Linked DNA regions of Mus musculus: regions 2, 3, 4, 5 and 6 are each linked to region 1. The links are chromatin loops, found by intact Hi-C in ENCODE. Cell type or tissue: heart. All regions are shown on one strand. Region 1 holds the start of Vbp1 (von Hippel-Lindau binding protein 1). Region 2 has its middle 91 kb from the start of 4933407K13Rik. Region 3 overlaps Fundc2 (FUN14 domain containing 2). Region 4 holds the start of Cmc4 (C-x(9)-C motif containing 4). Region 5 holds the start of F8 (coagulation factor VIII). Region 6 holds the start of Mpp1 (membrane protein, palmitoylated).

The links. Peaks named below come from ENCODE experiments on the same cell type or tissue, not always from the same donor. Only the 100,000 strongest peaks of a DNase experiment are listed, where the experiment ranks them.
Region 2: a loop joins it to region 1, with 3 times the contacts of the local background. A loop is called at or near these places in 5 of 42 quality-filtered maps.
Region 3: a loop joins it to region 1, with 2.3 times the contacts of the local background. A loop is called at or near these places in 3 of 42 quality-filtered maps.
Region 4: a loop joins it to region 1, with 2.2 times the contacts of the local background. A loop is called at or near these places in 7 of 42 quality-filtered maps.
Region 5: it touches region 1 in a loop (2.4-fold over the local background); 3 of 42 quality-filtered maps call a loop at or near these places.
Region 6: a loop joins it to region 1, with 9 times the contacts of the local background. A loop is called at or near these places in 2 of 42 quality-filtered maps.

Annotation. Positions count from the first base shown.
Region 1 is chrX:75,511,512-75,516,511 of GRCm38, forward strand. It overlaps Vbp1 (von Hippel-Lindau binding protein 1), which reads left to right and starts at 2,786. Exons shown (of 6, transcript NM_011692.2): 1 at 2,786-2,917. The coding sequence starts at 2,828. In heart, no CTCF peak of the experiment used is centred here; DNase peaks (open chromatin) are centred at 2,760 and 3,070; H3K4me3 peaks cover 1,680 bases; H3K27ac peaks cover 758 bases.
Region 2 is chrX:75,671,413-75,676,412 of GRCm38, forward strand. It overlaps the pseudogene LOC115489104. Among named protein-coding and RNA genes, the nearest start is that of 4933407K13Rik, 91 kb to the right of the region's middle. In heart, CTCF peaks have their summits at 2,726 (motif pointing right) and 2,928; a DNase peak (open chromatin) is centred at 2,789; H3K4me3 peaks cover 1,313 bases; H3K27ac peaks cover 807 bases.
Region 3 is chrX:75,392,134-75,397,133 of GRCm38, forward strand. Fundc2 (FUN14 domain containing 2) reads left to right here. Exons shown (of 5, transcript NM_026126.4): 5 at 2,177-5,000. The coding sequence ends at 2,254. Among named protein-coding and RNA genes, the nearest start is that of Fundc2, 12 kb to the left of the region's middle. In heart, no CTCF peak of the experiment used is centred here; no DNase peak of the experiment used is centred here.
Region 4 is chrX:75,414,299-75,419,298 of GRCm38, forward strand. It overlaps Cmc4 (C-x(9)-C motif containing 4), which reads right to left and starts at 2,286. Exons shown (of 4, transcript NM_001294277.1): 1 at 2,240-2,286; 2 at 1,717-1,915. It overlaps Mtcp1 (mature T cell proliferation 1), which reads right to left and starts at 2,286. Exons shown (of 5, transcript NM_001039373.5): 1 at 1,717-2,286. It overlaps Brcc3 (BRCA1/BRCA2-containing complex, subunit 3), which reads left to right and starts at 2,330. Exons shown (of 10, transcript NM_001358737.1): 1 at 2,330-2,543; 2 at 3,279-3,295; 3 at 4,113-4,167. The coding sequence starts at 2,421. In heart, no CTCF peak of the experiment used is centred here; a DNase peak (open chromatin) is centred at 2,293; H3K4me3 peaks cover 2,506 bases; H3K27ac peaks cover 1,750 bases; H3K27me3 peaks cover 215 bases.
Region 5 is chrX:75,379,806-75,384,805 of GRCm38, forward strand. It overlaps F8 (coagulation factor VIII), which reads right to left and starts at 236. Exons shown (of 26, transcript NM_007977.2): 1 at 1-236. Fundc2 (FUN14 domain containing 2) reads left to right here and starts at 2,594. Exons shown (of 5, transcript NM_026126.4): 1 at 2,594-2,646. The coding sequence starts at 2,628. In heart, no CTCF peak of the experiment used is centred here; a DNase peak (open chromatin) is centred at 2,536; H3K4me3 peaks cover 1,614 bases; H3K27ac peaks cover 1,528 bases.
Region 6 is chrX:75,128,662-75,133,661 of GRCm38, forward strand. Mpp1 (membrane protein, palmitoylated) reads right to left here and starts at 2,355. Exons shown (of 12, transcript NM_008621.3): 1 at 2,064-2,355. The coding sequence starts at 2,165. In heart, no CTCF peak of the experiment used is centred here; DNase peaks (open chromatin) are centred at 110 and 2,360; H3K4me3 peaks cover 1,386 bases; H3K27ac peaks cover 713 bases.

The DNA.
Region 1 (5,000 bases):
CACTGAGGCCAGACAAAGCAGTTCTCTGCTATATATGTGTGGCGGCAGGGGAGGCAGGGTTGGACACCCCGCACCCCATGCTCTTTGGTTGGTATTTTAGTCTTTGGGAGCTCCCAGGGATCTGGGTTTATTGATACTGTTGTTCTTCCTATAGGGTTGCCATCCCCTTCAACTCCTTCAGTCCTTCCCTAACTCTTCCATAGGGGTCCCTGGGCTCAGTCCAATGGTTGGATGTAAGTATCTGCATCTGTCTGAGTCAGGTGCTGGTAGAGCCTCTCAGAGGACAGACGTGCTAGGCTCCTGTCTGCAAGCACAACACTGCATCAGTAATAGTGTCAGGGTTTGGTGTCTGTGCATGAGATGGATCCCAAGGTGGGCCGGTCACTGGATGGCCGTTCTTCAGTCTCTGCTCCATTTTTGTCTCTGCATTTCCTTTAGATAGGAACATTTTTTTTTTAAAAAAAGAAATCACAGTGACTACTTGCTCACCATGAAACCTGTTGAAAAGATAACCACTTACATTGTTCTTTTTTCTTGCAAATAGAGGTGAAGCCATGTTCAATGGAAGATTGCAGCTTCAAAGCTTCCACTCCACCTTTGGCTTTTGTTAAAAACAAAAAGTAATTAAAGGACAAAAGGTTGCAAAGGGTGGAAAATGAAGGATAGATCTAGGAGGAGTTGTGGGAGTTCAGGGGTGAATATGATTAAAATGTACTGTATGCACATGTAAAATTCTCAAGAATAAAGTATTATGTATATATTAATTTGAAAATCTCAAATAGTTTTCCTTTTGTAGGGCGTTCAAAAGGATATGACAGACAAATCATCCATGCTGAAAGCACCAGCTAATGAGTAATTCCTATACTTGGGAATTTAGTCCATCAGTAGGGTGTTTGCTTAGTTTAGAATGCATGCAAGCAGGGTCCCTGAGAGGGAAGAAAGAAGGGAGAAAATTGGGGAAGAAGGGAAGGGAGCAAAGTAGAGAGGGAAAGAAGGAGGAAGAAGAGGAATGGAGAAAAAGAATGTTCTTTTTAGGAGTAATATTATAGAATTTGGGGCAAACTGAAATCTTATTAATCAATTTAAAGGTAGGAATTGTTCGTAAAAAAAAAAAACTCCCTCTTTGCTCATGAGTTTCAATAAAATAGGTTTTACTTTCTCATTTCAGTTGACACAAAGGACAAGAAGAGGTGAACTATTTTAAAGATTTTATTTTATTTTAAATTATATAAATGTGTACAGGGTGTTTTTTAGTGGTAGAGAACATTTTTATTTTTACTGTCTTTTTTTTTTTTTAGTTATCAAAACCATATATGAACTAAATACAAAGGCTTCCCAAGTTGTATAAATCTCATCTCAACTTTATCATGTATTTATTTTTGCTATTTTTCCCACCCTAACTTTTTCCCTCTTAACTCCTGCCCACTCCCTCTTGGATTCATGGTCCCTTCTTGTATGATTATTACTGTATCTTATATAAACTTATAACTGAGTACATTTAATGTTGTTCATATGTACATGTACTTGGGGCTGACCATTTAAGATTTGGCAACCTATCAGGGGGGCTTGTCTCTGGAGAAAATTGATTCTCCCTCCCTCAGCAGCCATTGACTGATTGTAGTTCATCATCTAGTGTAGGGCTGTGTGAAATTTCCCTCATTCCCATTAACGTGTATGCTGCTGGGGTCATTATGTAGGACTTGGCTAGGCAACCATATTGTTGAGATTTCATGGCTATAGTTTCCCTGCCATGTTGTTCTGGCTGGTTTTATGTGTCAACTTGACACAGCTGGAGTTACCACAGAGAAAGGAGCTTCAGTTGAGGAAATGCCTCCATGAGATCCAACTGTAAGGCATTTTCCCAATTAGTGATCAAGAGGGAAAGGCCCCTTGTGGGTGGGACCATCTCTGGGCTGGTAGTCTTGGGTTCTATAAGAGAGCAGGCTGAGCAAGCCAGGTAAGGCAAGCCAGTAAAGAACATCCCTCCATGGCCTCTGCATCAGCTCCTGCTTCCTGCCCTGCTTGAGTTCCAGTCCTGAGTTCCTTTGGTGATGAACAGCAGTATGGAATCGTAAGCTGAATAAACCATTTTTTCCCCAACTGCTTCTTGGTCATGATGTTTGTGCAGGAATAGAAACCCTGACTAAGACAAATTGATACTGGCTTGCTTTGTTTTATAAGCTACTTTTGCTTTTATTTGCAAACAGGGTCTCCTGCAGTGATTATGCATATCTGGTTTATTGATAGATTTGCTTTTTAAAGAGTTGTTGTGGAGGACAAAACTCTGGGAAGTCTTTGGATCTAAGAATTTAAGCACAGCTCTTGGCATTTTTTTCACATAAACTATAAACATATCGAAAGTTTTGACCTGGAAGCCGACAAGTATCTCACTGAAGGTGGCTTGTGAGAAAGATTGGTGTATTTCTTATGAGTCCAGGGCATACACACTCAGAATGAAGTTCACTGGTCTGCAAAAGGGAATTGGGATTGCCTCAGAAGCCACTCTGGAGTGTAGTCTCTTGATATCTTCAGGTGCAGGTGGGGCTGCGGTTTGGCATGGTCTGAATTCCCAGGGCTTTATCCTTGCCCATTCCTTAGATCTCTGAGATTAAGCATTAGAATAAGCATTAGCCTTCTGGCTTTTCCAACACATCCTTTCTAAGCTTGTCAGTCACATGCGTGTAGCCAATCACCACCCACGACGTAAGCACCAATGAATACGCAGATTCGCAGGGAGAGAGGCGGGTCTGAAGTGCAAACGATCCAATCACTGACGCCAACGATCGATGCCTCAGAAGGTAGTTATTTGCTCTGGTGCTTTCTGAAGATGGCGGCGGCTAAGGACGGATGCGGCCTAGAAACTGCTGCTGGAAACGGGCGGCGGCTCCACTTAGGGATTCCTGAAGCAGTGTTTGTGGTAAGAAACTCTTTCTCAGCGTCTTAATCTGATATTGGAGATTGCTTTCCAGTCACTTCCCAGGTCTGGGTCGTTGGGAGGAACAGAGCTAAAGGGTCCCGGAAGGGAATGTCTGGCCTTTTGCCTCTTCCTGCATCTTGGCTTTTTAGGCCTGGCGGGCGATAGCTTTGAAGAAAGGTAGTCCAACCCCGGCCCAGAAGAGGGAGCAGGGAGGAGAACTGGGTAGCTGGAGACGGATGCGAGGCGGATTGGGGCGTGGCGTCCCTTGAAACTGACCAGTTGCTGCCTGTTGTCGCCTAAAGAAAAACAAAAAACAGCAGCAACGGTTATTGAGCTCAAGACCGCAGTGATGCCGGAGATGTAGATGGGTGGACATTTAGCACAGAGAGCAGGCAGAGCAGCTGTTTGTAGGGTGTGGGTACTGAGTGGCACCCAGTCAGCTTGAGCACGGCCGTGGTCCGTTTCCTTGGGAATGGAAGCAGACTGCTGAGAAAAGTAAACGTTAGCACAAACGTTAAGTCCATGTGTTCTTGCTTTTAAGAATTGAGGCTTATGTAATGGGCAACCGGCTGTTATTAGGTTTTTGAAACCATTTTATATTTGCTTTTAGTAATACTATTTAAGCAGTTTGTAGACAACAAATTTTATGCAGTTGTGAAGATTGTGGGAAATGCAATTGGAAGGTTTCATGTAACAGGACCGACCCAAGTTAAATATTTGTACTGAAGCATATAAAATCTTAGTCAAAATTTCCTTGATTCTTTTTTGGTATGTACCAAAAATTATATATATTCTGTCTTATTGCTAACATTCTTCAAAAGACCCTTTTTTTCTTTTACTTAAATCACATTTTATATTGTATATTTTAATGTGCTGGTGGAATAAATTTTTATGTGTATTCTCAATGTTCTGTGCTTTTAAAAATATTTTTCAAGTGATCTTTACATGAAGTAATATTTTCTGAGGTTCAGAAATTTTCTTAGAAAATTTGCAAAACTTTATGAGGGAGTTACTGTTGTTCAAATTTTGTAGATGTAGTTGATGAAACCCAGAAATAGAGGTATCCAGAAGTAGCATTTGAGCAGTCAGGAGAGCTTTAGAACCTCTTTGGTCATGCTCTGCTACTTAGAGGTGAGGAAATTTTGTGTTATTTCTCCTGATCCTATTATAATGCCTGATATATAAGGATGTAAATATATAAATTTCCATTCTGTCTTAAATATAACCCGATAGCAGTAACTTCAGAAATGGAATTAATGAATACAAACTTTATCTGAGGGATTTACCGTAAAATAAACTTTTATTTATTTATTTTATTTATTTATTTTTTTGAGACAGCCCAGGTTGGCTTAGAACTCACTGTTTGGATTAGGATGGCCTCAAATTCATAGTGCCTGTCCTGCTTCTGCTTTCCAAGTTTGTAGGTTAAAGACAGACACTGTGACAACTGGCTGTAAAATTTTATGGTTAAATTTTATACCAACACGATGTAATAAGCAGTCCAAACTTTATATAATTATCTTGATGTTCCAAAACTAATGGAAGTGGCATGATATTTTAACAACATAAAATTCTATGTCTGAGAGTATTTGAATCCTACCCAACTTCCATCTTGCTGCTTAGTCTTGAGTTTCTATGGGTGACAATATTTATGGACTTATTTTGAAAAATAAAATATGTATTCAATTGAATTAAATCAGTAAGAAAAATGATAACTTTGGCACACAATTTGCTCAATTCTTTAGTGACTAGGGCACATGAGTAGGCAGTGTGCTTCATTGCTAGCAATTTTCATATTTATTACTAGAGCCACATGAGAAATGTATAAAGCAGGCAAGTTCATGTGTCTTACATTAAAAACAGAAAAATAAAGAATAAATTACCTACATAATGTATGTAAACTGTCCGAAATGGTCTTTCTTGAACTTTTTTTTTCTTTTTTTGAGACAAAGTATGTTGTCCAGGCTGACAACTTTGGATCCTTTCGCTTCTACTTCCTAAGTTCTGGGATAACAGACCTGTAGCATCATGTCTAACTTCTCTTTAACTTTTCTTCTGCCAGTGCTGGGGATAACCTAGGGCC
Region 2 (5,000 bases), 160 kb after region 1:
GTATAACATGGAAAATGAGAAATGCACACTGTTGAATCTGTTATATGAGGGAGTCACACTGAGAAACATGGTAAATAAGATACGCAGACTGTAGAACTTGGTTTATGAGGGATTGACACTGAGAAACATGGTAAATGAGATAGGCACACTGTAGAACTTGGTTTATGAGGGATTGACACTGAGAAACATGGTAAATGAGAAAAGCAAACTGTAGAACATGATATATGAGGGTGTCACACTGTATAACATGGAACATAAGAAACGCACACTGTAGAACATAAAATATGAGGGAGTCATACTAAAAAACATGTTAAATGAGAAATGCACGTTGTAGAACATGGTATATGATGGGGTCTCACTGTATAACATGGTAAATGAGAAATGCACACTTTAGAACATGGTATATGAGCGGGTCACTGAAAAACATGGAAAATGAGAAAGGCACACTGTAGAACATGGTATATGTCAGGAAATACTGAAAACATGGAAAATGAAAACGCTCACTATAGAACATGTTATATGAGGGAGTCACACTGTAAAACATGGTAAATGAGAAACCCACACTGTAGAACATGTTATATGAGGGAGTCACACTGAGAAACACGGAAAATGAGAAACACACACTGCAGAACATGTTATATAAGCATGTCAGACTGTATAACATGGAAAAAAGGAAACGCACAGTGTAGAACATGGTAAATGAGGGAATTATCCTGTAAAACATGGTAAATGAGAAACACACACTGTAGAACATGGTATATGAAGGAGTCACTGTGTATAACATGGAAAATTAGAAACGCACACTGTAACACATGGTATATGAAGGAGTCACTCTGTATAAAATGGAAAATTAGAATCGCACACTGTAGCACATGGTATATGAGTAAGTCACACTGTATAACATGGAAAATGAGAAACACACACTGTTGAACATGGTATATGAGGAAATCACCCTATAAAACCTGGAAAATGAATAAAGCACACTGTAGAACATGGTATATGTGGGAGTCACACTGACAAACATGGTAAATGAGAAACACACACTGTCGAACATGGAATATGAGGGATTCACACTGAATAACATGGTAAATGAGAAAGGCACACTGTAGAACATGGTATATGAAGGAAGCCAGACAGGGGGAGAGGGAGACAGATGGACTGGCAGACAGGGTTAGAGGTAGGGAGAGGGACAGAGGCATAGACTTACCTGATCTGGAGGACAGAAGTCAGACAAGCAGGGGGCAAGGGGGACAGATGAGCGGACAAGGAGTCAGAGGGACACACCGGGGGACATGCAGAGAGACAGGGACAGAGACAGATGGACAGGGGCACAGGCAAGGGGACAGGGGGACAAGCAGGCAGGGGGGAGAGACAGAGAGACCCGAGCTGCACAGGCCATGGGCTGGGTGGGAAGGAAGTGAGGACCTGGACGGACAGGGGAACAGACAGAGGAACAGACAGGGGGACAGACAGACCTGAGCTGCACAGGCGAAGAAGAAGTGAGGACCAGGACGGACGGACAGGAGGACAGATAGGCAAGCAGGGTGAGAGACAGGGGACTGACAGACTGACGGACAGACAGACAAACCTGAACTGCACAGGTGGTGGCCAAACACCAGGCAGGCAGGGTGGAAAGGAAGGAAGGAAGGAAGTGAGGACAGGGACAGACAGCCGAGCTGCACAGGCCATGGGCAACTCCAGGCAGGCCAGATCAGAAGCGAGGGAGGGAGATGGGACTGGGACAGGGACAGGGACAGGGACAGAGACAGAGACAGGGACAGATGGGGGAGGCAGGGAGGACGCACTGGCTGGGCCAACACGAACTCAGGCTGGGCCCGGGAAGTGAGGATGGCAAGACAGGGAGACACGGAGAGAGCCCCAGTCCCTGCACTTCTACAGGTACAACGGGAGCAGGGGCGCAGATCTGAGCCGCTGCCCGCCCGCCCGGGGACATCACTAATGCAGCCACACCGCTCGCCTGGAACCCCGGCAGGGACTCGGGTCCAGATTCATCCCCATGAGGCACAGAAGGAAGTAAGTGAGGGCAGGGAGGGACATACAGAGACCCGAGCTGCATGGGCGACGGTAAAGGCCAGTCAGGCCAGGTCACAAGGAAGGAAGAAGGAAGGGAGAACCGGGAGAGACGGAACTGGGATGCAGGCACGGCTCGGGCTTGGTCCCCGGTGAGAAGGGAGAACCAGGATCTGGGGGCTGCAGGACTCTTAGAAGCCTGGATGGGTCTCTCGTTGGCAGACGCCGATGCCAGGCAGCCCCGGGTGGAAGGGAGGAGGAGAGAGACAGAGAGACAGAGAGAGACTCTGTCCCTGCTTCTACAGGTACAAAGGGTACAGAGCCCGCGGATCTGAGCCACCGGCAGCCCAGGGACTCAGCCGGCTCGGCCACACCACTCTGGAACTCTGGCCTGGGTTCAGGGCCCAGATTCGTCCACTTGAGCCAGAGAACCAGGAGTACAGTTGCATTATTTCGCCACAAGGTGGCGCTAGAGATTAGCTCTAGGCCCTGTACACACCACATCTTCCATGAGCACCTGGGCCCGACTTCCTGTCCAAATGGAGGTGCTTCCTGTAGGCTTGCAGTCACACTATGTGGCCACTGGGTAGCGACAGCGGACAGCCCTAGGCCCTACACACACTACATCTCCCATGAGCACCTGGGACTCACTTCCTGTCCAAAATGGAAGCACTTCCTGTTGACTTGCAGTTACACTTTGTGGCCAACGGATGGCGATAGAGAGCGGACCTAGGACAGACACACACTACATCTCCCATGAAGACCTGGGACTCACTTCCTGTCCAATATGGAGGCACTTCCTGTTGGCTTGCAGTTACACTATCTGGCCACCCGGTGGCGATAGAGAGTAGACTTAAGCCCTACATAAACTACATCTCCCATGAGAAGCCGGGGCTCACTTCCTGTCCAAAATGGAAGCACTTCCTGTCTGGCCTGCAGTTGCACTTCATACCCACCAGGTGGCGAGAGAGAACGCCTATAGTCCACACACAAACTACGTCTCCCAAGAGCACTGGGGACGCACTTCCTGTCTGTCACAGGATCTCGGGCATGCTGGGAGCTGTAGTTCCCACGTGGGTAAAAGCACCCACCTATCCGGGTATAACCTCCTGGGAACCGACTGATTTAAAACCCTGTCACCGGGTCGGACCCGCCCACCCAGGCGGCTTACCCTCATCTCAGCCCTAACGCTGTGGGCAGATCTGAGCCCTTGGCCTACGACCAGAGCGGAGCTTTTTATTTTTTATTTTTTTCAAAAAAGCTAAAATCCTTAAAAAACAAAACAAAACAAAACAACTAAATATACATCAAAATCCTGAAACCTCAAGGACAGGTAGGGATACAAAGAGAAACACAGTCACAAAAAACTGAAAAAAAGAAAAGAAAGCAAGAAAGCAAGGAAAAGAAAGAAGGAAAGAAGGAAGGAAGGAAGGAAGGAAGGAAGGAAGGAAGGAAGGAAGGAAGGAAGGAAGGAAGAAAAAGAAAAGTTTTAGGGATATTTTGGCTTCTTGTGGTTTTTTGGGTTTTTTGTTTGTTTGTTTGTTTTTTGTTTTTAGATTTCTATGGGTTTTTTAAAGGGTTCGTAGAGTTTTTAGAAGAGTGTTTTAGAGATTTTTGGTTTTCAGGCTTCTAGTATTTTTAGTGTTTTTTTCATTTTTTTAAAGGATTTTAGTGTATTTTAGGGTTTTGGGGTTTAATTTAGGCTTTATTTTATTTTAACATTTTACTGTATTTCTTAGGGTTGTTGTTGTTGTTCTCGATTTAAAAAAAAAAAGTTTAGGGTTTTATATTTTGGGGTTTAAAATACCTTAAAATTCTAGAAGTAGTCAAGAACTGAAAGAAAATAAAACTTGAGACCTGTGATTCATGTAATTTATGTCAAGTAGCCCAAAGAGCTGTTTGAGCTTTGAAACCTGGGGCTCAGAACATAGCAGAACAGGCCAGGACATGCCTGAGGCTGCTTAGCCATAAAGATAAAGATAAAGATAAACATGTCAGACTGGCCAGGCGCCTCCCTATCTCCCACCCTTCTGACAGTCTGCTGATGTTTAAATGAACCAAACATGTGAAACCGCGCCAATTCCTCCCCCAGCCCCAGCCCCTTTTCTATAAAAACCCCTAGCTTCCAAGCCTAGTGGTCGAATCCACTGTCTCCTGCGTGAGATATGTTTCGACCAAGTGCTCTGCCATTAAACTACCTCGTGTTTTTACATCAAGGCGTTCTGTTCTGTTCGTGATTCTTGGGTGCATGCTGAATTGGGAGTTGAGTGGGGGTTTCCCCATTAGGTTCTTTCAAAACCTTCAAACAACCCTAAAAATAAATCTCAAAAAAAAAAAAAAAAGAAAGAAAAAAAGAAAAGCCTTAAAAAAAAACAAAAGACCTAAAAACACTAAAATCCTTAAAAAAAAAAAACAAAAAAAAAAAAACTAAGAGAACCTAAAACTCTAAAATACCTGAAAATTCTAGAAGAACTCTAAAACCCTCAAAAAAAAAAAAAAACCTAAAAAACCCTAAGATCCTAAAACACACACACACACACACAAACCCAAAACCATTTAAAAAAAAAAAAAAAAAACTTTTACCGAAAAAATCCTTAAAAAAAAAAATCAAAAAACTGAAACACTAAAGGAACCCTAAAGCCTTAAAAAAAAAAAAAACCCAAGCCCCTAAAAACCCCAAAATACTTTAAAAACCCTAAAAATACTCGAAGACGCTGAAAACAAAACAAAAAAAATTTAAAAAACACTAAAAGAACCTTAATTAAAAAAAAACTCTAGACCCTTAAAAAGAAACCTAAAAAATCCCAAAGTACCTCAATCCCCCAAAAAACTATAAAGCCCTTTAAAAAAAAAAAAAAAGAAACCTAACGCCATAAAAATCCCTAAAATCCTAAAAAAAAAAAACCTAAAATGCTAAAGAAAACCTAAAATTCTGAAAAAACACTCAAGAACCCTAAAAAGATCCTTAA
Region 3 (5,000 bases), 120 kb before region 1:
ATACAAGTGTGTACCTGTGGTGCTTGTAGGGGCAATAAGAGGGCATCAGATCAGGGGCTGGAGAGATGGCTCAGCAGTTAAGAGCACTGACTGCTCTTCTAGGGTTCCCAAGTTCAATTCCCAGCCACCACATAGTGGCTCACAACCATCTGTAATGGGATGCAGTACCCTCTTTTGGTGTGTCTGATGGGTGCAACAGTGTACTCACATAAATAAAATAAGTAAATCTTTTAAAAAAGGGCATCAGATCTCATGGAACAACAGTTACCAATGGCTATGAGCTGTCATGTGGGTGCTGAGAATTGAACCTGGGTCTTCTGTCTTTCCAGCCTCTTGTAAAGCTTAGTAATTGAAATATTTGATGACCTTTGTCAGTAAATGAGAATACAAAGGAAATGAAGATAGTAGTTGTACTTAACTAGTTCTTATAAGAGTGGGGGTACCACAGTTGTTGGGGTGTACTGCCAATGTGAACATTTTGAATTACATTTTATCTCTGTGCCTGCTCATCTTTGAAATAGCCAAACTGTTTGTTCTGCACATGATTAGTAGAAATGCTTAGATTATAGATTGGTAGCCTTTTTCTGAAGATAACCAGATGGTAAATATTTTCAGTTTTTGAGTTATGGTCTCTATCACAACAACCTGACTTCCTCATATAGAGTGAAAATAGCCATAAATGATATATGTCCTCCACACACATGAATGCGCATTCATATATACATACTCCTCAGATAAACATATGAAAATATAAGTAATTTTTAAAAGATTTTTCTTTAGTAGACCTCTGTTTGAGGAAATATTAAGGGCTGCAGTGGAAGTGAAACAAGGAGACATAATGTCCTAGATTCATTTTGTTTCTGGAATAAAGTATTCTGACCAAAAGCAACTTAAGGGAGGAAAGGGTTGATCCAGCTTACAATTCTAGGCTTCAGGCCATCATTGAGGGGAAGTCAAGGCAGGAACTTGGACAGCTAATCACATTAATCCTAAATTGAGAGCAGAGAGAAACAAGTGGATCTTTGCTGTCTGCTTTCTCTCCCACACAGCATTTCCTCTGACCAAGTAATCAATTCATCGCCAAAGACCATGCGGCAAGAATTACAGAGAATGTTCTTGGCTGGTTGGCAGACAGGCTTCTGCTCACCTAGCTTTTTTGTACAGTTCATGTCTAGGGAATGGTGCTGCCCACAGTATTGTAGGCCATCCTATAGTAGCCAACAATCAGGACAGTCCCTTACAACATGCCCAGGTCAATATGATCTAGGTCAGTGGTTTTCATCCTTCCTAATGCTGTAACCCTTTAATATAATTCCTCATATTGTCGTGACCCCCCAATCATAAAATTATTTTCATTGCTACTTCATAACTGTAATTTTGCTATTGTTATGAATTATAATGCAAATTATCTATGTTTTCAAATGCTCTTAGGCAACCCAAGAACCACAGGTTGAAAAACACTGAAATAGAAATTCTCTTCTCAGATAATAGTTGGTTGTGTCAAGTTGACAGTTTAAGCTAACTAGGATATCTAGATACAGAGGTAGTGAAGAGACACTGTGTACTTTGCATAATGGTGCAAGGAGGATGGACGGAGAGTGATGGGAATGTAACAGTGCAAATGGCTTACATCGTTGGAAAGTGCTTAACTTCAAGAACTGATTTGGCCTGGCCTGGGGATATGGCTTAGTGGGTAAAGTGATTGCCATGCAAGTCTGAAGACCACAGTTTTGGATTCCTAGCACTCATGTGAGGCCAGGTGGGTGAGGTGGTCTGCTTTCAGTCCCAGGGCTATGGCAAGAATCACCAGAGCAAGCTGGCTAGCCTGCATCGTAATCTCTAGGTCCAGCAAGAGATCCTGCCTCAGTATATAATGTAAGTGAACCAGGAAGACACCTATCAATCTTGGCCCTTCATACGTATGTGCACATATTCATATATATGTATGTACAATAAATAAACACATTACACACACACCACATAATGCAAAAACAAAAAGAAATGATTAGGTCAGAATGTTGGATATGTATTATTTCATATTTCTCCTGAAGTAGTCAGGAGAATAATAAAATGATAAGATAGCCATACAGAATGCCTATCCATGTATGTACTAAACCTTAGATGAATAGGAAGTTTTGTAGTAAAGTAACTTAGTATCAAATCTTCTGTTTTTCAGGTTGTATCATTTGTAAAGAAGAATGTTCTAGTGACTGGAGGATTTTTTGGAGGCTTTCTGCTTGGCATGGCATCCTAAGAACTTCACTTCATTGTTCTATTTTTATAGTTGTTTGTTTCTTGCCAGCAGCTTCTACACTCCAACATAGGACAATCGGCACTCCTCTTCCTCATCTTCTCCTGTGCCTTCCTCCCTGTTGTAGCAAATCTGAATGGCTTTAATAGGCTTCTCCTGGTGCAAGGTCTTCTCAGGCCTTCTCAATTTAACACGTTGGAAGAGACAGTAGGTGTTAACTCTTCCAGTACCCTCCTTACTTGGTTGGTGTGTAGCTTAACAAGAATGTTCCTTTTCCCCTATGTAAGATCCTTTTCCAAACTCAATTTGTTACCTTATTACATGTTACATGAAAAGGAACCAAATACATTTGCCTTTAAGCATGAAAAAATTTTGGTATCTTGGTGTATGCTTTCTTTTTAAATTGGTTTTAGGCTATAGAAAGAGAGGTATTTATACTTACTATAATTATGTTGCCAAAATGGCAGTGTAAGTACCAACACTAAAAATATTAAATGAACTTCTGCAAACAATGCATGAAGTAATATAAGTATTATATATGGTAGGTGGGTCTTTATGGAAACCAGCTGTAAGAACTTCATGAAATACAACATTTAAGCAAGAATTTGAAATGTATTTCTTTTACATACGAGTACTCTATCTGCATGTTCAACTCTGTGCCAAATCCCATTACAGATGGTTGTAAGCCACCATGTGGTTGCTGGGAATTGGACTTAGGACCACTTGAAGAGCAACCAGTGCTCTTAACTGCTGAGCATCTCTCCAGTCCCTTAAGCAAAAATTTTAAAGAGATGTTCCAGGCATTCAGAATAAGAATAGCATATGTGTAATAAATTATTTTCATCAAATGCAATCTCCATCAGAAATATTGCTTAATATAAAAATCCATGTATACTTTACATTATTCCATAATAGCTATTACCATGAGCTCAACTCCAACTACAAAAGCATCTTCCAGAAGTTAAGTCTTCTATCATCTTCATTATACCCACAGGGCTTACTGCTTAATAGATTTCAAATATTTTTGAATATATTAATTGTATAAAGAAAGCTTCCCGTTAAAGGTTAGGTTTACCTCAAATGAATTCTTAGATATGTAGATGATCCTTTGTGCAATAGTATATTTTTAAGGTCATACATTAAGCATAATTACTTTTTTGACATACCTTAACATTGACATACTTTTGAAAATTGAAACTACCAGTGGATGTGTAAAACTAATTAGGATTCACCTATTTGCATTTCCTCACTACGTTTTGATTTTATTTGAGCCAATATAAGTTATTCTACTTGTAATACATATTAATCATCTTTCCTTACATGGTAGTATAACCAGCCTTGGTATATATTTTTCTCAAAAATTTGAAGATGATTTTTCACTATTTACTGTGGAAACATAAAGAGAGTACAGTGATTTCCCCAAGTATCCATTGCTTGCCTATAGCAATCATGTAATTGTATTTTTTATCAATTATTATAATATACCTGCCATTTTATTGTTTGCCATATGTATTCAATACTAAAAATCTAAATATTTTTTTGTTTTAAAACTTTAAAAAAGGGCTGGAGAGATGGCTTAGCCATTAAAGGCTAGGCTCACAACCAAAAGTATAAAACTTTTAAAAAAATCATAATACCTTTTTATTACAGAAAAATTAATAATGGTTAATGTCAAAACCATGCAGTATTTAAAATCCTCTTTGTATGTACAATATATTTATTGACACCTGTGTGCTATCATCTGTTTTATAGTTCTTTGTATTCTTCTTGGGGTTGTGCCATTTATGGTGATTCTTGATGTAGCCATGTTGTTCTCCCTGTGTCTTAAGTATCATTGGCATGGTGAGAGCAAAAGCTACTGCAATGCCCCTTTGGGTATGTGGTGAGGAGTGGTCATCTAGTATCTCTCTAGTGGGTTGGTAGCTGACTTCTGATCCATCTGCTTTCTTTCTGATTAATAGGGGTTACAACTAATAGACTAGTGGACTGGAGTTCCTTCAAAAGGTTATAATAGGTAATGGTCTAGACTCACATTCTACCCTGGTCTGAAATAAAATCTATAATTCTATCCTCAAGTTGGTCAGACTCCACTTGTGTTTGTGTAGAGGTGGTGCAGAGGGTTATTAGTCACAATTAGCACACTTCAAGCTCCAGTTTAGGTCAGTGGTTAGTGAAGTAGCCTCAAGCAGTTTGGGGAACCTCTATTGAGGGCTCATTGAGTCAGCATCTTTGCTTCATCTTAAATGGGAGATTACTGGGGATGTAGCTCAGTGGTAAAGCATTTACCTAGTGTTTGTGAGGGCCTGGGTTCAATCACCAACATTGTGAGAACAGAATAGCCAAGCAGGCTTGAGTTTAAATGGGAGATTACATTTTCTGAAAAAAGCAGGTAGCTGTCTTTCCATGCACAACCTAAATGTTACCAGGGTGAGGCAGTTACACTATTGAATACATTTGGTTTTGATTAGTGTTAATGTTTTCAATGAAAATGACCCCCATAGTCTCATAGGGAATGACACTAATAGGAGGTGTGTCCTTGTTGAAAGTAGGTGTACCTTATTGGAGGAAGTTTGTCACTGGGAGTGGGATTGAGGTTTCAGAAGATCAAGCAAGGCCTAGTGGTTCATTCTCTTGCCTACTGATCCAGATGTAAAGCTCAGTCCTTTCTCTAACACTGTGTCTGCCTGCCTAGATGATAGATGCTTCCCACCATAATGATAATGGACTAAACCTCTGAACTGTAAGCCAA
Region 4 (5,000 bases), 97 kb before region 1:
TGTTTGCATAACTTTACAGCTATCACAACCACTAAGAGATTTCCTCCATAAAAGTTGCCTTCATTCCGAAAGCCATGTTGACTTAGACAAATTATTTTTAGATACTTTGTAAATTAGGTTCTAAATGAATGATGGAATACAGAAGAGCTTTCTTTGGTTGTAATTTAAGTAGAACCATCATTTTTCCTTACAGAAAGGATGATTTTATATATTTTTCTTTAAAAGAATATGATTTGCTTTAATTTTGAGGTGTTTAAGTTTTTTAACTAGCATCAATAAGTTGAATGCCCTAGTTATTTGAAGTTATTTAATAATGCCATCCAATTATAACTTCAGTTGGCAAAGAATACAGGCCTAGGTATCAGCTTGCCTGATGAATGAATCCCGCTTCTGTCACTGAGAAGCTTTATGACCATCAGACAACCTACTTTTTCCTCCACTTTCTCTGAGGTGTAAAATTATGAACACATTGATTGTAATGATACTTAGTAAACACTTCTCATAGGTTTTAACATACGTTTAGGTATATTAACCCATTTGATCTTTACAGTCTTCATGGGATGCTATGAGTCAGGGATTAGTATTATTCCCACTTAAAGGTGATGAATATAAGGCACACAGAAGTTAGGTAACTAGTCTACTAGTTCACACAACTAGAGGTTGCAGAGCCTGATTCCAGTTGAGGCAGTTCATAGACACTATATATGTAAATTCTTAGTAGAGTCTTTAGCCTATAATAAGCTTGCTATAAATATTAATCATTACTTCCCTCTCCAGTCAAATGTTTGGAGCTATGATAGGTAGCATGAACACTCTAGAATATGAGACTGACTAAAATCAACAAACAAAAGTATTTTTCTTCTTGAAGGTAGCTAAACAAATTGATAAACTAAAAATATCCCTTAAGCAAATATAGTAAGATGAGCAGTCCATGCTGCCCCATCAAGGCAGGACATGTTAGCTATGAACAGTAACTGAAAATAACATATGATATAAAACTGAAACTTAGAGAGAAGATATAGATAGGTCCAATTACACCCCTGCAATTTCTCCAATCTTTATCATTATAAAACTTAAATCATGGAAAGATGTGGACTAAGCATTAGGCAAAAACAGAGGTTGCTAGCATATATATTGTACCACAGTGCTCTGGACTTGGGACAGTATTTGTATGGAGACTTAGGTTGGAACTGACTTGGGAGAAAAGAGCAAAGCATCAACACCTCTTCAAGTAACACCTTCAATATGTTCCCTTTCCAGTACTGCCATATCTGTCTGGCTTCAGAACTACAAAAGGAATTTTTAAAAAAAACAAATTCAAACAAAAGCATATGAGATGTGGAGGCTGTGTGGTATATATTTTGCATTCATTTATAATCAGTACTAAACCCCTTGTGTAATTGGTAAACTTGTAATTTTTTAAGGAAGATTTGTATATTTTCCCCTCAGTTCATTGGCATATTTTAAAATAAAATTAGTTTTATATATAAGTTAACCATGTCTGACACCAAGGAAATGATCAGAGGGAATCTGTAATTTTCTATAATTAGTTACTTGATGTGATACATTCAAACTTGAACAATAAAGTCCCTCCATCCTTCTCTTCCTGTACCAGACAAATATATATCTAAAAGCTTTTGTAAAAAGTAGCAGCAAGCAAACTGGAGTTACTTTTTCAGATACAGTAAAACACTGTTTCTGTCAAAGGCTACTCACATGAATAAAATGTTTCTTGGACTAATTATTCCGCCTCCAGCACAGCTAGGCTAAAACTTCCAGGTCCCCCACCCCGGGACACTCAAGCAGGGTTCGCGTTGTGAGCCTAGGACGAACCAAGGGGCATCCCGAGCCGAGGTCACTAGAACTGAAGGTAGGAGGTGCAGGCCAGCAGCCGGAAGTGGTCCAAGGGCTGTGACTTGGAAATAAAAGAAAATAAAATAAAACCTTAACTGTTTTAGGACCGACTTTCAAAAGAGGCCCTTTATTCGCAGCGATGTCGCCTCAAAGTGCTGTCCGTGACGCATGTAGGCCGCGCCGGGCTCTCATCAGCGGGCGGGCAAAATGGGCGCCAGCACTATGAAGGCGTCTGCCCTGGCGGCCTGGAGCTACTCACAGCCTACGTCCGCCCCGGCGGGGGAACACCGCCTCCCTGCTGCCCAGCTAGCTGCCCAGCCTGACGCGTAGACCTCTTTCGCCAGCCACCACCCAACGTCCCAATGCTTTGCTAGCCGAGACCAACCCGCTCTTCTCCCAGGTGCTGCTAGGCGGGCACCGCCTCTGAGCCCCAGGCTCCGCCCCTGTGGAACCCGCGCTGTTCTTCCAGGGCTGGGCGGAGCCTCAAGCTAAGGGCTGGTCGCTGCGTCTGAGCGCCGGGTTGGACGAGCCGCTGTGCGCCCTTGGCGGACGTGAGCGGAAAGAAGATGGCGGTGCAGGTGGTGCAAGCTGTGCAGGCGGTTCATCTTGAGTCTGACGCTTTCCTAGTTTGTCTCAACCATGCTCTGAGCACAGAAAAGGAGGAAGTGATGGGTCTGTGTATAGGGGAGGTAAGTTGGCCACCTTGGCTGAAATCTTGCTGATCAATACCCTGTGTTCCTGGAGGCGGCTGGGAGGCCATAGGGATGTGATTTGGATCCTTTGAGGTGTTTTATTTTGTTGTTCGAGACAGGGTTTCTCTGTGTAGCCCCGGCTGTCCTGGAACTCACGCTGTAGACCAGGCTGGCCTCGAACTCAGAAATCCGCCTGCCTCTGCCTCCCGAGTGCTGGGATTCCGGCTTCCTTTGAGTTTTTAATGCTGTCGCGGGGTACTTTTCTTCTGGCGCTCTGATCCATGCTTATGTTCCTGTAAACCCTCAGCGGTCTGCATGAACTCAGGGGATGGGGGTTATCATACCAGTGATTAAAACTGCAAACCAGGCCAGAAACACATTCTGGCATGAGTTATCCAGATATTAGAAAACCAGTAGCCCAGGTTACAGCCTTGTGTCTTGCCACCAGTTTTTCCTATGTGAAGCAGAGCTAGCTATCACTAAAGCATTTTTAAAGCCCAGCAAAGAACTCAAACAGAAGGGTTTCATGGACTCCAAAGTCTCTTTGTGGTTAAATGTTACAGATATTTGAAAGTAGATGAGGAAGTACAGTGTAGCTTTAAAGTACTCAGAATGAATTCTCCAGTCTTTCATACTGTTGTGTGTGAACATATGGCCTAATTTTCATGTAAATGTGCATCCCTATAACTAACTAAATGTGTCATTAATATTTTCTGCTCTTTCCTACTCTAGTTGAATGATGACATAAGGTAAGACTATATTTGTTTATTTACATATTATAAACTAAACTGATTCTTAGTGAAGAAGTACAGCAACTTTTTAACAGTATTTACATGTTTTATCTTAATATTAACAGTATAGAGATGCCTCACTATAATCTGAGTTCTACCGTGATCCTAAAGATTCATTTTAACCTTATATCATAGCATAATCTTTATGTAAAATATATATGCTCCTATGTGGAAAATCTGGCAGAAGAAACCAACATCATAAGTGAATTTGTAAAAGTTCTTAAACATAGAATTTTGTTGGAGATCCAGAGCCTAACTGATTACTGCATAATAGCTAAATGAATAGAACTTTGTTGACTGGAATAAAGGCAGCTTATTAAAAATGACTATCAATATACTTGACATTTGGTTCTATTACATTCCATTTTCTCGCTTTATTTGTTTTATATCTCTCTTCCCTGAAACACCAGGGATAGGCCACTTACTTTCCTTATGGCAGATAATGCCTACATATTGAGAGGCTTTTCCCTTGTTGACCCATTACCCATCTAAATTATCAGTGGATTTCTGTCCCACCCCTGTGAATCCTACAGATCCTAGTAGCTTAAAAGCTTCAGAGATGGTAAAACCTTTGAGTCTCTATTGTTTAAACTGCAAAGCGTAGCTTATTGTTTATCAAGCCTTCTCCTTAAAACCTGGAATCTACTCTGTTCTTCTTCCTCCCTCTTCTGTTTCAGCTAAGGTTACATTGCAAAAACTGTTTATGTTAGTTTTCCTTGACTCCTTTTTCTATTCTAAACCACAATTACTCTCTTTTCTAATCTATCTCCAATAGGAGTGACTCCAAATTTACATACACTGGAACGGAAATGCGCACAGTCCAAGAAAAGGTATGTATGATAAAATTCTGGATGATCAAAATTTATGATTGGGGAGAAAGTTCAGCAGTCTGTTTGAGGACTTCAGCCAGGATATTAATCCACTTTGTAATTGTGCAGCATAGTTTTTTTCCATACTAAAATCAGATGAAAAATCTCATGAGAATGGGACCTAGTTAGTTTCTGGCTTTTCTCCTGAGTGTTCATTCCCACCTCAGTTTTCCTGCCATTCTCTAGGCTAATTGTATAAAACTAGTTAGATTTTCCTTCAATATATTAGAGCCCAAGGAGTCTGTAAAGTACAGTAAAAGTAATTGTTTCTTATCCTTTCTCCAAGCTACTAGGGAAAGCATCTACTTACTTACTTACTATCTTTATTTCCTATATACAAATTCCTTCACTATAACCTCTAAGCCTCCTTAATTCCTGTATTAAAGTTTTCTAGAGGAACAGAAGCAATAGAATTGAAATCTCTTTCTTACAAGAGGAAATTTATAGGATTTATTACCCAGTTGGGGCCTGGGTGGTCCAAAATTGGCCGTGTGCTTGCTGGAGAGTGGGATAATTCCATACAGGCTAAATCAAGAAAATGAAAGCCTCAGCTCAAGGAGGATAAATGCTGTAGCTCTACTGCAGGCCTAGAAACTCCCAGGAGTTTAGCTGGTGTGCATCTTCACTGGATGGCTGAAGGCTATTGGGTCTGGTGGCTGTTGGTGATAGATACAATGCTACATGCACTAGCTCAGGAAGGATGGAACTAGCCTGCCCTGCTCTTCTCTTTCTTTAATTTCATCTGGATTCCCAGACTATTGCATGGAGAATCCACATCCAGGGGGAAAGACTCT
Region 5 (5,000 bases), 130 kb before region 1:
CAAAACAGATCTGAAAGGATTACTTCCTTTTGGGTAGTAGGAAGCAGGCACAGGAAAACTGGAATAGGAAGAGTGGCTGAGCTAAGGCTTAACCCATTTCCTGCTGGGTGCATCCTAACAAGTTTGAATCCTTAAGAAAAGGAACAGAATACTGAGGAGGGGCGTTCAGGTGTATTTAAATTCCTAGCCTATTCTAAAAGACTGTTCCTTGGTACCTGTAGCAAAGAAACTCTAGATAGTGAAGATTCTGGAGTCTGCATGGAATGTAAAAGCTTCCACTTTGGGATTCACCAGATTCCAGCCTACTTTCTCCGCAGAAACTTTCCAGCTGCCCACATGGCCTAGAGATCCAGATAGGATACCTGTACCATATGTTTTATTTGCTGTTGCTTTTTTATTAATGATTACTATGGGAGGCCCCAGGTAGTCATAGGCAGAGCTACTCTTGGACAGGTGTTCTTGAATTGTATAAGAAAATAGGCGGATCAAGACATAATGATCAGTCAGTAAGCAATGTTCCTCCATGATCTCTGATTCAGTTCTGGCACCCAGGTTCCTGCCCTTTTGAGATTCTGTCCTCATTTCCATCAGTGAAATTGATTAGTGAATTGTTTATTACATGGAAGTATAAGTTGAAATAAACCCTGTTGCTTTTGGTCATGGTGTTTTATTACAGCCAGAGAAACTTTAACTAAGACACCCTCCCTCCTCAAAAAGCTGGAAACAAACTTATCATATGACCCAGCTATATCACTCTTGGGCATACATCTAAAAGGATTGTACATTCCACTATAGAGATACTTGTATATCCATATTCATTGCCATTCAATTCATAATTGAATGAAAAAGGAAAGAGCCAACATCCACCAACTGAAGAATGGATAATGAAAATGTGGTACATTCACACAATGGAATATTTATTACTCAGCTGTAAAGAAAAATGAAATTAAATTTGCAGGTAAATGGATAGAGCTGGAAATAATCATTCTCCATAAGGTAACCTAGACCCAGAAAAACAAATGCCTCAGATTCTCTCTCACATGTGAATGCTAACTCTGAATCTTTAGATATCTGTCTTAAATTGGAGTATCCATAGAGATCAGGAAACTAGCAAGGGGCCAACAAGGGAAGGCAGATTTCAAGGGAAATGGGATATACTGCAGTTGATATGAAAAGGGAACAGGAGAAGTTGAAGGGTTACGTGGGGTAAGGATAGGAGGGCAGGAGAGAGAAGTGAGTATGGGTAGTGATTATTAACACTAAAGATACTTGAAAAAAATATGAAAACCTACTACTGTAGAAGCTTTTTAAATAAAATATACATGTATACATATATAAGAATTTAAATGGAGTTACCCCTACATCAGGATGACAATGTCCCTACTAAACACTGCAGGGTAACAAATATAAAGCCCAGTGCCAGGAATGGGTCACCTCTTTTGGAGTTTGTTGGCTCCATAAACCCCCAAACATTATAAGGTACTGCCAATTTTTTGGCAATCTACAGAACTTCATGGTTAAGATCGTATTGCTGATGACACAACATAGTTGAGTCATAAAACATGGGGAAATCAAGCTGGCACTGACAAGATTTCACAGTGCTGGAAGGTTACATGTGTGCTATTTGGGGTGACAAGTTATTGACAGTCTTACAAAGCATCTAAGAACCCTGTGAGGTACTATATAATGACTGATATGTCAAAATAGCCTCATTGCTATGGTAGTGGCATAAATATAGTAGGAGTAACTAATCACTTCATGTTTGTATTTAAGGCCCACTCCACAGGATAGAACCGATACCTGTTAGAAAGCCAAAACCCCATGGCTGCCTAAGTCATAGGGAAGAACTGCTTTCCTAAATGGACACAAAAATAAACTGTCTCCTCCCAATTTTTTTTACTATTATACCGATAAAATAGGGGATCTTTCACTCCTCATCTAAGAATCTTCTTTTTTCTAATAGACTCACAACTAGTATATGTACAGAGGATAAGAGGCAATAAAGTGCTCAATTCTAATTGAGATATTTGTATCACTCCCCTCTCCAGTCCCAAGGGATCGGAAGTCCTGTTTGGCCTCAGGTACTGCGTACACGTGCTGTACTCAAACACATGCAAATACTCATATACACAAAGTTAAAAAAAAAACTTTAAAGCGGAAGAAGCAGCAGTCATAATACAAGTGTACATTATTAAGTGGTTGGAATGCTTTTAAAAAGTGTAAGATGTGTTTTCCTGAACTTAAACAGCCTTGAAATTAATGTCAGAATTAACATAAGTTCATTGTTTACATAAATATGCAAAATCTAAAATAAATTAAAAAAAATAAAGGTGAGATAAACTCTGTCACCACCAAGGCAGAGAAGCTTTCTGCACACGTAGCAAGCATTCATTCCTCTGCGCAAGTGTGGGGCTGCAGCTGAGGTGGTTGTAGCAGCTGCTCCAGGACAGGAAAGATGTCTAATGGGACCAGGCCCCGCTGTCTCCGACTGCCAAGGGACTGGAAATATCTGCCCCCCCACCCCCTGCCGGAAGCCAGCTGCGGATGACTAACGCCTGTTCCTGGTCTCGTGGTCTGAAGCTGTGTCATCGCGATACTAGGGTCCCCCCCCCCCCCGCGCCCCCGAAATGGCCGCTAACAGTCAAGGTAAAGGCGGGAGCACGCGCGCAAGGGCCAGGGGTGGAATCACCTTTGTCGCTTAGAGTGAAGTACTGCTGGTTGCATGCTGAGTCGCTTGCTGGGTTCCTCCCTCCCCAGGGAGCTTCAATAGCACCTGGATAGGGCAGCGCGGAGACTTTTCTGGCGGGTGTTCTGGGATCTGGCCAAGGTCATACTTAAGCTGGCTTTTGAGTTACCCAGGGATGTTATCTCTGCCTAGCTCTTCTAGCCTTTCAGTGCCGCCCCTACCGAGGTGTCCCTAGGGAGATCCAGTTACTGTTCTCAGAAGCGATCTGGCTCCCTGACAGGAGTGTTTTTGTCTCTTACTGCCTCTCAAACACCTACAGTCCTCATTTTCATTGGTACTTTCCTAATTGATTGTTTTGAAAACAGTAGGAGATATAGTCGGCCCACTCAAAATAAAATCCCAGTGGAGCACTTTTTTTCTTTCTTTTTGTCCGTTTTCTTTTCTTTTCTTTAGTTACGTTAAGTCAGTCAATTCATTAAGCTCACAGTCATTACACTTGATGCAATTGCTGAGCAGAATACCTAGAAATTTCTGAGAAATCTTGTCTTACATAATTGTAGTGCTTACAATAATTATCGTTGTTTTCCTGGGCCTATAGACAAGGCTTGTAAATGTTGTTTACCAGTGTTTAATGAGCGGACTCTAATTGTTATCCATCCCATCTCACCCACCATCAACAGATAATTTGGTGTAGTCCAGTCTGGCCTCAAACTCAGCTATCCTTGTGTTTCAGCCTCTAGAGTGCGTGGAACTATACCCAACTAAATCCCACTTTTGACTAGAGCCATACGTTGAATGTATTGTATATGGTTTTTAAATATATATATATGAATATCTAGTGCTTCTAACACTATTGAAAGGACTTGCTTTGTACTGTGGAGTTACCTGAGTACCTTGATAGGAAAATGATATAATAGTATATGTAAATGTATTTCTATACTTCTTATTCAACTAATTTTGTGTATACTTAGGTCAATTCAACATCCTCTCTCTCTCTCTCTCTCTCTCTCTCTCTCTCTCTCTCTCTCTGTTTTTTGAGACAGGGTTTCTTTGTGTAGCCCTGTCTGTCCTGGAACTCAATCTATAGACCAGGCTGGCCTCAAACTAAGAAATCCGCCTGCCTCTGCCGGGCATGCACCACCACTGCCTGGCTTTTTCTTCTTCTTTTTTTTTTTATTAGATATTTTCTTTATTTACATTTAAAATGTTATCCCCTTTCCTGGTTTCCCCTCTGAAAACCCCCTATCCCATCCCCCCTTCCCCTGCTCACCAACCCACCCACTCTCTCTTCCTGGTCCTGGCATTCCCCTACACTGGGGCATCTAGCCCTCACAGGACCAAGGGCCTCTCCTCTCATTGATGACAGACAAGGCCATCCTCTGCTACATATGCAGCTGGAGCCATGTCCCTCCATGTGTACTCTTTGGTTGGTGGTTTAGTCCCTGGGAGTACTGGTTGGTTCATATTGTTGTTCCTCCTATGGGCCTGCAAGCTCCTTCAGCTCCTTCGGTCCTTTCTCTAGCTCTTCCATTGGGGGATCCTGTGCTCAGTCCAATATTTGGTCAAGAGCATCCACCTCTGTATTTGTCAGGCACTGGCAGAGCCTCTCAGGAGACAGTTATATCAGGCTCCTGTCAGCAAGCACTTTTTGGCATCGACAATAATGTCTGGATCAATGCAACATCTTATTGAATACTATAGCCTTTTGAATCTTGAACTTAGCCAGGCAGTGTTGGCACTCACCTTTAATTCCAGCACTGGGGAGGCAGGGGTGGGTGGATCCCTGTGAGCTTGAGACCAGTCTGGTTAATTCTGGGGCTCCACAGAGAAACTTTGTTTCACTGCTCCCAGCCCCAAAAACCTTTAATTTAGGTGGCTCTAAATTATACTGTAGTTTTGAAAGTTTGAACACTCTTAAACTTTCTTCCTAAGTTTTTTTTGTTTTTGTTTTTGTTTTTTTGTTTTTTTGGGTTTTTTTTTTTTTGCCGTTTATCATATAGAAGATTGACTTTTCTCATATGGTCTGTTTTCAGTGGGACTTTGATATTCCCATCCCAGTAAGAATTGGAATATATATTCTCTCTTCTTTAATCTGGATGGGAACTACTCTAGGCCAGTTTAGTGGTAGCAAAATTCAATAGCTTCTGAGGCCAGAACTTAAAATGATGACAGTTTTTTCTAGGTCCTTGACCTTTCCTTCACTTGAGACAGTCACCTCTTAAACTTAGCTTCAATGGTATTAAGGAAGTCCACTCTAGCCTCTGAGAAAAATAGTCTGTATATGCAACTGTAGACTTTTTAGATTATTATTTAT
Region 6 (5,000 bases), 380 kb before region 1:
CCCCTGCCAATTTTTTCAATCTATTTTTTTATTTCAACTTCCTTTGAGAAACTGTCTCTGCCCTTTGAACTGTGCTGCAGATGTTTCCTCTGAAGGAGGTGTAGGGGGTGAAGCACTGTGGAGTGGCCAGCATTGCTGAAGCCTGCACTTTGTAGAATCTAGGAGTTAAAGGGCAAACAGGACAGCCTGTGCAGAGACACCAAGGTTCAATGCCATGTACAATAGCAGAAAACAAGTCTTGGTTGAATCAGTAGGGAGCATGGTCAGTGAGTCTGCTCCTGATTATCATTCTACCAGAGAAAAAGACTCCTTCTTAGGTTTGGCTGTATCATTTGAAGAGGATATTTCCATTCAAGGTCTGTGTTTTCAGAGAATTTAAACTAAAAAAACAAAAAGTACTATTTTCAAATTATTTAGTCTTTGCCCCAGTTTTCTCAGTACCTAGTATAGTCTGTTAGTCTTCTTCATATTCTGTCCTTCACTTCTAGGATATCTATGATTTTATTTTTCAAAACCAGAAAGACCTAGATACCTTACAGATAGGAATTTGGTTTTATTGTGGCCACAGTGGCTTAAGTAGATTAGAATTTTTATCACATTAAGTTTTGTTCTTTGCACTTTATTTGCTCACCTTAAATAAGACACTGAACTAGAACATCAGGAATAGATGTTTCCTTCAGCAGTCATGACACTTTGGAGGGAGGTCTGATAATTTCTTGCTGTAAAAAATAAATCCATCTAGTTGTGACACTAAAAATGTCCTGAAGTCTGACATGTTAGCCCATATAGTGCCTATAAACTCAGGAGGCTGAGGCAGGAGAATTGCAAGGAATTCAAGGCCAGTTGGGGCAACTGAGTAAGCTACAAGGTAACCTGAGCTAGTGTGAGACAGCGTCTCAAAGCAAGAAACAAACAGATAAACAAAAAAAGCAAAATGTCCTCCTACTTGCCAGCAAGAGAGATAAAATTTGCTGACATTTAATTGGTGCACAGTTTCTTCCCCTAAGCAGTGAGTTGCTCTGTCAGTGTTACTAAAAGAGGACTTTGGGTGTGGAGCATAGAAAGGCAAGATTAAATAACCATACTTCCAAAACTAGCTTGGGGAGGGGAAATGACACCAGAGATAGGGAAAAGGAAACAGAGCTCCAGAATTGAGGAACCAGAATACAACTGTCATAATATGGATTTTTTTCTCGTATTAATTCTTCACTTTTTCTTTTTTTCCCTTTATCAAAAAAAAAAAAGTGATCAAAACACATAATAGCTACCATTCCTGTAAAGGTTTTTGGATTTATTTCCTCAGTTTCATCTAGTATCATCTTTGAACATTTTGTGTAAGTAATGTATGTTGTTTAATAGCTGTACCTTCCTATCACAAAGCCATCTTCGCTGTATCACAAGCAGCATCATAAATCTCCCAGGAGAAGGGACTGGGGAGCAGAGGGAGCAGGGTCCGTAGGTGAATGGGGAGGGGGAGACATGTTACATAGAATCTAATCACAACCACCTCTGGAGGCCTGACATATTAGATTAATAACTATTTACTGTCTAACACTGGAATATGAATGCTACCTTAGTTTACAGCATAGCACAAGGAGACCCCCTGAAATGAAATGCAGAGGGAAATGTGTGAGCTTTTTAGAGCACGAAGTTGGTTTTCACAACCATGTCTGTGAAACAACACAAACGCTCAATAACAGCCAGGCAGATCTACTATTGGATGTGTTCCTTAAAGTCTTATTTTCCTTCTTCAAGTCTGTTAGTAGACTTCCATCCATGAGCAAGTTTTCTTTGACCTTAAGTATTCATTTAGTCCTGGCCTGCCTCTCGGGATTTTCACCTAGGAGGGCTGCTCCAGGCAACTATCCACCACACCCAGATCTCAGCAGGAATCGGGCCCAGTGCTAAGGCCTCCACCCTGGGGGCAAGACACCCAAGATCTGGCCATCCGGGGACAGAGCGCTTGGGAACAAGGCCATGGATAGGAAAAATCCAGCAGCAGATGGAAAGGCCTGGATCCTAGACCCAACCCGAACCCAGAGGACCCCAGGGGTCCCGCTAACCTCAGGTCGGTTACGCTTCTGTAGTAAGTGCTCCAGGTAGAGGTCCGAAAGTGCGGTGCGCATGCTGTTCCCTCCCTCGCCTTCGCTCGACTTGAGCGTCATCTCTCAGGAGCAGAGACAACCAGACGCAGTAGCCGCAGAGCTTTGAGCCCAGGAATCGCAAATCGGGGAACTGCGGCCTGTTCAGAGACGAGCTAGACTAAGGCGGCGGAGGAGGCAGGGATCAAGAGCTGCGCTGAGAGCCAGGAGGGCCAAGCAGAGCAGTACCCACGCTCCGCCTACTCTCCACCCTGGCCCGCCCCTAAGCCCACCCACGCCTTGGCCTTCCTTGTGCTTAGCGATTGGAGAAGGCGCAGTTTAGCGTTGCTTGAAAGCTCCGCTCTAACCACGCCTCTGCGGGCCCTGTCGAGATGCGCAGCCAGCATCCCTGAAAAGATAAAATTCCGAGACAGGAGCTTCCATTCTCTCTCTTACTCGCACGACCTGTGAACTACCGAAGCGGATCCCAAAATGTCCAACTACTGCAACTGCAGCTCTTTTACCAACCACGAGTTGCAACTAGCTGAGTGAACTTTACATCCAGATTGCTCCTGACATCAGGAATCAACCAGCTACCCTGAAGAATGTAGGGGCTCTTAAATTGGTCCCAAGGCCAATGCACCTTTCCAGGTTTAGACTTGTAAAAGTGTGCTGCTGGTACCATCATTTACATTGGTATATGCTATTCAGCGAGGAAAGATGGGACTGCCCTCAAGAGCAAACTGGTTTTATTTACCTTAGGCCAGATCTCCTGTTGTTAATGCCACACAATTTCTAGGAATCAACAGAAGCAAATGGAACAAATAATCTTCAAGAATTGGAGTAAACGCCCTAAACTTCCAAATGGTCTGGAGACTAATGAAAGACTTTCTAAACAAAATGAATGTTTACTGGGTTTAAAGGCTCCTTGGGAATCCTGTCCTAAAATTCAGAGCTTGTATGATTGATAGCTTACACTCTCCCCCGTCCCTAGAAGAATTACTTTTAGGTGGAGAGAGAGGAGAAGAAAAGAGAAGAGAAGAGAAAAGGGGAGGAGAGAAGGGCAAAGGAGGAGATCTTGGTACAGAGGAAGAGAATACACTGAGCAATGTTACAGAATAATCAACTATGTAACACCTCTGTGCCCATATACAAAGGTACTCAATAATAAAAACAGCTAGGTGAGTAAATAAGGCCTTTCATTAACTGACAGTGGAACTGGAAAGGATGAAATTGGAACCTTGGTTTATGTGATACACAATGAAGATGAACCTCAGTTGGCGGACTGCTTAGCTAGCATGCAAAATCCCTGGGTTCAACTCTCAGTAATGCACACACTATTCATGATAGTGCGTGCCTATAATCTTAGCATTTTGGAGGTGGAGTTAATAGGATCAGAAGTTCAAAGTCATTCTCAGTCACTCAGTAAGTTTGAGGGCAACCTAGAATACATAAGACCTTGTCTCAAAACAAAACTAATAATAAGTAAATAAGAAAAAGAACTTTAAAAAATCAGAATATTTTATTCCACTTAAATATATGGATGTTGGAGAGTATATATTTTTAAGGAAAATGTAATTATATATTTTTATAACATGACACATAATCAAGTCTTTTTATTCTTTTTATCATATATATTATTGTATTTATTCACTTTGTATCCTGCTCACTGTCTCCTCCCAGTCACCTCCTCCTACCATTCTTTCTCCCATCCCCCCTTCTCCTCTGAGTAGGTGGGGGTTCCTGAGTATTCCCCCACCCTGATACATTAAGTCTCTGTGAGGCTAGGTGCATCCTCTTCCACTGAGGCCAGATAAGGCAGCCCAGCTAGAAGAGTATACCCCACCTACAGGCAACAGCTTTTGGGATAGCACCTGCTCCAGTTGTTGGGAAGAAAAAGAACTTTTTTAAAACAAAAGAGAACTAGACATAGTGGCACATACCTGTAATCTCAGTGCTTGGGTGGTAGATACTGGAGAATCTTGAGTTTAAACTCAGCTTCTGCTACAAGGTGAATTTGAATCCAACTTGAGCTATACCAAACACTTTCTCAGAAACAAACAATCCCCAAACTATGAGAGAATGGGAAGCTGACTCACTGGTTAGGATAACTTACTGTTCAAGCATGAAGACCTGAATTTAAATTCCCAGCAACCACTTAAAAAGCTGGTCATGGCCAAACATGCTCGTAACCCCAGAGCTATGAAGAGAAATAAGAGAATCTGTTGGCTGCCAGCATAGCTCCAGAGTCAGTGAGAGACCCTATATTAAGGAAAATAGGGTGAAGAGTGATAGAGAAAAACACATAAGGTCATCCTCCCATTTCTATATATGCATGGGGTTTGTGAATCTATACATACGTGAGTGTATACAACTTTCTAAGTATCCTTCACATACACATGTAGACACACACACACACACACACACACAAAAACCAATAAGCTTGGCGTGGTGGCACACTCCTTTAATCCCAGCACTTGGGAGGCAGAGGCAGGCGGATTTCTGAGTTCTAGGCCAGCCTGGCTACAAAGTGAGTTCCAGGACAGCCAGAGCTATACAGAGGAACCCTGTCTCGAAAAACAAGAACAAGAACAAGAACAACAACAACAACAACAACAACAACAACAACAACAAAAAACCCAAAACAATAAATATAATGACATTTCAATATATAAAAGCAAGAAATGTTTCTATTATGAATGTATAAAGACATTGTTTAGCTCTATCCTCTTAGCCAAACAGCCACCATCTTCATTAATTCATCTGTATCTGCTAGCAAAAGATCATCATATTTGGGTTTGTTGACTGTTAACCTACTCTTATAGAAGGAGGGTATGTGGGAGGCTACAGGACTCTCACTTGCCTATTCAGCCATTCCTGTCAATCAGTTGTAACTAATTTTGTTCTAATTGTTCTGGG